Regions from separate parts of the Homo sapiens genome. Here region 1 is linked to region 2. Evidence: read pairs that join two places in POLR2A ChIA-PET (ENCODE). Cell type or tissue: Caco-2. All regions are shown on one strand. Links, peaks and the distances in the headings refer to the core of each region. The heading gives the core; the rest is flanking DNA. Region 1 overlaps MYOM1 (myomesin 1). Region 2 overlaps MYOM1 (myomesin 1).

Evidence for each region. Peaks named below come from ENCODE experiments on the same cell type or tissue, not always from the same donor. Only the 100,000 strongest peaks of a DNase experiment are listed, where the experiment ranks them.
Region 1: POLR2A ChIA-PET joins it to region 2 with 14 read pairs; 5 of 35 experiments call an interaction of 5 or more read pairs at or near these places.

The regions. Positions count from the first base shown.
Region 1 is chr18:3,216,604-3,219,519 of GRCh38, reverse strand. All of the region lies in intron 1 of MYOM1 (myomesin 1), which reads left to right. Among named protein-coding and RNA genes, the nearest start is that of MYOM1, 1.9 kb to the left of the region's middle. RefSeq lists a silencer at 1,255-1,549. In Caco-2, for the core only: no CTCF peak of the experiment used is centred there; a DNase peak (open chromatin) is centred at 1,409.
Region 2 is chr18:3,159,669-3,162,584 of GRCh38, reverse strand. The region is part of intron 10 of MYOM1 (myomesin 1); the gene reads left to right. Among named protein-coding and RNA genes, the nearest start is that of MYOM1, 59 kb to the left of the region's middle. In Caco-2, for the core only: no CTCF peak of the experiment used is centred there; no DNase peak of the experiment used is centred there.

The sequences.
Region 1 (2,916 bases), core at 213-2,712, 57 kb before region 2:
GCGTGTGTTTAATGCTATTTCCAAGTACGGTTTGGTTGAAATCTGAAATGGATGAGAGACAGGAGGCCCTGCATTTTCAATCCTGCATGTGCCATACAATGCTCCCTGGTTACAAATTAGACCGAAAGAAGGAAAATTAACTCTGAAGTCACTAGTTTATAATTCAGGGATCTTGCTGTGACGATGCAATGTGGATAAATGTGAGCGCGCACAATGATATGGCCTCAAATGGTTAAGTAATATTTCAGAGGCAACATAGAGCCCCACATAGTGATTTTTCTGGGAATCGTTTTCATCAGCTTCTGCCCTCTAATGCCTGCACAAAAGTATCATAAATTACAGCTATGGAATTTGTATTTCTTCCTAAATTCTCAAATTATTTTCAGAAAGAAAATTTAGGTCTTAAAGAAACAAAAGACACTAAAACCATCTTTCCTCCCAACGTACTCCAGCCGTCATGTGTTGGAGCTAATCCTGGCTTTAGTTAACTTCAAGGGCTTACTTGATGAAGAGGAGGTGGTTGTACCTTTGTTCCAGAGGTCAGGGCTGTGACAATCAGCAATGTGGGCTTCAAGTCAAACCCTGTTTACTTGTAACTTACTATCTATGTGAGAGGAATAGTAAGTATTATTAAAAATAAATGTATTTGGGAGAAATAGAAATAAAGAGAGTAAAAAATAGTATTGGGGCAAGATATTTAAAGATTTTATTTTGTGAAAATAACAGCATTTCAAGTCATCTGGGGAATGAATTTAGTTTATAACATAACAAGTTTCTTTATTATTTATTTGAAAAATCATTCAAATAACATGTGCCATGTTACAATGTAGTATCATAACAGAAACTTCTCTAATATCTTTATAACTGCCTAACGTAATTCTGTATTAACATTTTCTAACCCCTTTGTTTTATCAAAATTCATCTAGTAGTTATTAATTATACATGGTAATTATCCTCCATATTTTGTAACAGAAAATAGCCATCTATTTAAGGGTTGAAGCAAAGTTGCTTGCTAGTAGCTATTTTTTTCCCTTAGGAAATGCCCTGTAGACTGATATCTTCCATGAACCCTAAGATAAATATTTCTGGAGTGAAGTTTGCTCAGTTTTCTTCTCTGGGGAATACATGCTGACTTTTAAAATAGTTTAAATAAAAAGTAGTTTTAAACTTGACAAAGAATATGCTGAGTTTAGAAGGATTCATTCTTCATTTTGAATTTTTTTAAAAATGACATTTGGAGAAAACAGATCACTTTAAAACTAATTCTACAGCATTAAAACACTTGGGGGTGGAGCTTTTATAAAACTATTACTTCATCCAGGGTTGTCAACGTGGCTGATAGGCCTGCTTCAGTGGATAAACTATTCAAGAATGCTAAGGCCATGTGACATCTCCCCACCCTATGCTAAACAAACATACCTTTGACTTTTAGTAGAACTGCTAGCTCAAGTTCACAATGCCAGCTGTCACCCTGGGAATCGACTCTCTTACCTCTTTAAGTAGGGAGACTAGAAGCCTGCATGTTCCTTATAGAGCAAACAGGTTTTTTTGTTTGTTTTGTTTTGTTTTCTGGTTTGAGACTATACCTTTGCTTGAAATGTTTGTGAGATTTGAGAGAGCTTATATATAAGATTAGCATACTCCAGGGTTCAGTTCTAGGACTTTATTTTACTTATTTTATTTTATCTTAAATTTTTATAATAGAGACAAGGTCTCACCACGTTGCCCAGGCTGGTCTCAAACTCCTGGGCTCAGGAAATCCTCCTGCCTTGGCCTCTCAAAGTGCTGGAATTACAAGCATGAGCCACCATGCCTGTAATTTCCTTTTCTGTGTATAATGGTCCTCATCTGTTTTCTTTTAGGACTTTCTTTTCCGTGTACAATGGTTCTCACCTATTTTCTTGGCTTTCGATACCACCTATATGCTGTTGACTCCCAAATGTATATCTGCATCCTGGACCTCTCTCCTGCACTCCAGAGTCATGTATCCAGCTTCCCACTTAAAATGTCTCCTCTGGGAGGTCTAACAGGCATCTCAGATGTAGAGCATTGAAACCAATCTCCTGTTCTTCCACCCCAAACTGATACTTTCCCACATTCCTCCCCATCTCAGTTAATAGCAACTTGTCTTTCAATTGCTCAGGCAAAAACCTTGGAGTCATCTCTTTCTTTCACATCCTAATTCAGAACTTTCAGCAAATGCCATTGGTTCTAACTTCAAAAGCTGTGCAGAGCTTGACCACCTCTCACACTTTCGCTGCTACCCCTGTCACCTCTAGCCTGGACCATTGCAGTGGACTTTGTATTCTTTTGCCCGGGCTATCATAGCTAAGCGCCATGGACTGGGTGGCTTAAACAACAGAAACTTATTACCTTACAACTCTGGAGGCTGGAAGTCCAAGATCAAGGTGTCAGCTGGGTGGTTTCTTCTCAGGTCTCTTCTCGGCTCATGGATGGCTGTCTTCTCCCTGTGTCTCCACGTGGCCTTCCCTCTGTTATATACATATTTGGATCTTGGTTTTCTTTTCCTATAGAGACACCATCATATAGAATTACGGCCCATCCTAATGGCCTAATTTTAACTCAACTTCCTCTTTAAGGACCCTATCTCCAAATATGGTCACATGTTGAGGTACTGGAGGTTAGGGCTTCAACACAGGAATTTTGAGAGGATACAACTCAGCCCTTTCATAGGTCTTCTGGCTTTCACTCTCATCCCTCCACAGTCCATCTTCAGACATCGGCGAGAATGAGTCTCAGCTCAGAGTCTTCCAATGGCCTCTCAGCCCTTTCACAGTATTAGCTGAAGTCCTTACTGCTACCTACAGGACCCTACACTACTGGCCCTTCCACCAGGCACATAGCTCACCTCTTTGACATCATCTCCTATACCTCTCCCATCCCAGAACCCCTGCC
Region 2 (2,916 bases), core at 258-2,757:
CTAGTAGAGGCACAAGAAAACAATGTTTATAATACTCACAGGTCCTAGAACAGGAACAGCTGGGACACGTGGGAAAGTGCCAGTGTCAGTCATGAGTCAGAAGGGGCAGGAGGAGCAAAGGAGTGCCTAGACCAAGCCCTTTATTGGAGTTTCCTTGGGTAGGGAAAGCAGGGCAAGTAAACAAGTTAGGATTGGCTAGTTCAAATAATTTCAGTAGGCTGTAAGTTACAGGTGTGGTCCCTACTTGCCTGGTATCTGGCCCCGGGGATGATTAAGGCAGAACCATATTGTTTCCTGGGTTCTACAGGCCAGATAAAGGAGGTGTGGCTGAAGTGGCTAGTTTGCATATCAGTCATGCTCCCCTCTGGGCCCTAAGAATTGGCTCGCCTCAGGAAGGCAGGCCCTCCTTAGCCAGAATGGTGTCTAAGATGTTAAAGCATCATAATATAGAGAAAATTTAAAATATAAACAATGCAGGTAGACTAGCTCATTTTTATCTCTCTTACACTAAATAGAGTCATAAACTCATAAACATTTTGAGTACTCAACTGGGATCCACAGACTTCCAAAAGGTCTATGATTAGAACTGTATTTCAATATATTTAGGTTTTCTGGTAATCACATGAGTTTTATTTTATGTGTGTAAATGCATTACTCTCAGAAGGACCTCTAGGCTTTACCGGCTTGTCAAAGGGGTCGATGGCTCAAAAAATGTTAGAATTCTCATCCTAGTACAACCCCTTAATTTTATGATGCAGAAACTGAGGTTCAAAAAAGTACGGTAATTTACCAAAAACTTCAGTTAATTAGAAGCAGAAGTGGAACTAGCTTATAGGTCTTCCAGTGGCTAACCCAGGATTTTAATTAGGATCTAGACTAAGCTGCTGAAATGAAATAACAAAAGATTTGTTTCTCTCCTGTATGTGAAAGTTGGGTATGATCCAGATGCCTCTTCCTAGGTCCCCTCTATGTTGTTATTGCACTGTGCCCTGGGGTACTGTCCCAGGTTCTCATCCCAGCCTATGGGGAGGAGAAAGAAAGGGAGTGGAGGGGCAGAGGCCGAATTGCCCTCATCACTTCTGCTTAGTGCCCTCATCACTTCTGCTTAGTGCACACTTAGCACATGCAGACACTTCACAGTGAGGGGAGCTAGCAGGTACTGTCTCTTGTTAGCCAGCCATGTTTCCTGCTAACGCTCAGGGGTCCTAGTACTAAAAGGAAGCAGGAAGAATGATTGCTGGGGACAGTTAGCAGGCCACACCACATCGGCATTGAACAGTAAAAATGACCACTGAATTCTGTCCCAGACCGGCAACTGGTATAGATACCTGAATATCTAAACATCTGAAAAGCATATAAGGCTTTCTCCACCACAAAGGCATCATGAAAAAGTCTATATCATCAGGGAAGACAGGAGCTGGCCTTCTGGGAAAATTGCAGTGAGAACCAACACACTGCAATTAGCAAGTGCGTTCATTTAGCCAAATCACCAGGATCAACCTGGCTAGATGAGGATGAACTAAGCTAAGTCTTTGCTTCCACTTTCCACTGTTTTACTAGAGCCAGAGAACATCGCTGGCTATTCCAAAAACCTTTGTCATGCTATGGTCCTTCCTTCATGAACTTTTTCTAGGAACCCTGACCCAGTCTAGGGTTCCTCAACATTTCTCAGCGCCCACACCCAGAATGGTGCCTCTTTGCCAGGTTTAGGCCAGACTCCACGTTACTAACTATGGATGGGGCGAAGGTGTTCCAATTTAAAATTTATACTTAAGCCAGCTTTCAAATCCACAAATTAAGGAAATGGAAAGATTCTCAGTTTATCAGAGGTTGATGTGAGAGCATTGAAAAGATAAATAGAAAAGGCAAAATTGGAAAGGTAAATTTCAGCAATTGCATTGTGAATTTTACAATCTTTAGAAAAAGATTTCACTTATAAATGTATTTTAAATGATATATATTAGGTTTTTTAAAGCATATTTTTGAGATATAATTTGTATACCATAAAGTTCACTCATGTTAAGTATACAATTTGGTGCTTTTTAGTATATTTACAGAGTTGGGCAACCATTACCCACACTCCACTTTTAGAAAATGTTGACCAGGTACAATGGCTCACGCCTGTAATCCCAGCACTTTGGGAGGCCAAGATAGGAGGATCTCTTGAGCCCAGGAGTGTGAGACCAGCCTGGGCCACATAGCAAGACCCCATCTCTACAAAAACTGAAAACAATTAGCTGGGTGTGATGCATGCCTGTAGTCCCAGCTACTCAGGAGGCTGAGATGGGAGGATTGCTTGAGCCCAAGAGGTCGAGGCTGCAATGACTGGTGATTGCAACACTGCACTCCAGCTTGGGTGACAGAACGAGACCCTGTCTCAAAAAAAAGAAAGAAAAAAAAGAGAGAGAGAAGAAGAAAAGGAAAGGAAGGGAAGGGAAGGGAAAGGAAGGAGGAGGAGGAGGAGGAAGAGAAGAAGAAGAAGGAGGAGGAGAAGAAGGAGGAGGAGGAAGAGAAGAAGAAGAAGGAGGAGGAGGAGGAGAAGGAGGAGGAAGAGGAGAAGGAGAAGAAGAAGTAGGAGAAGAAGAAAAGAGAATAAGAGAGGGAGAGAGAGAAGGAAGGCAGGCAGGGAAGGAAGGAGGGAAGGAGAGAAGGAAGGAAGGAAGGAAGGAAGGAAGGAAGGAAGGAAGGAAGGAAGGAAGGAAGGAAGGAAAAGAAAGAAAATTTACATCACCCCAAAAAGATTTCTCCTCCCTATTTCCCTCTCCCATAACCAGTCTAGTCTCCCGCAACTACTAATTCACTTTCTATCTCTGTAGATTTGTCTTTCTGGACATTTCTGGATCTCTATGGTTTTTTATGTCGGCCTTCTTTGGCTTTACATGTTTTGAGGTTCATTCATGTTGTAAGACATATTGT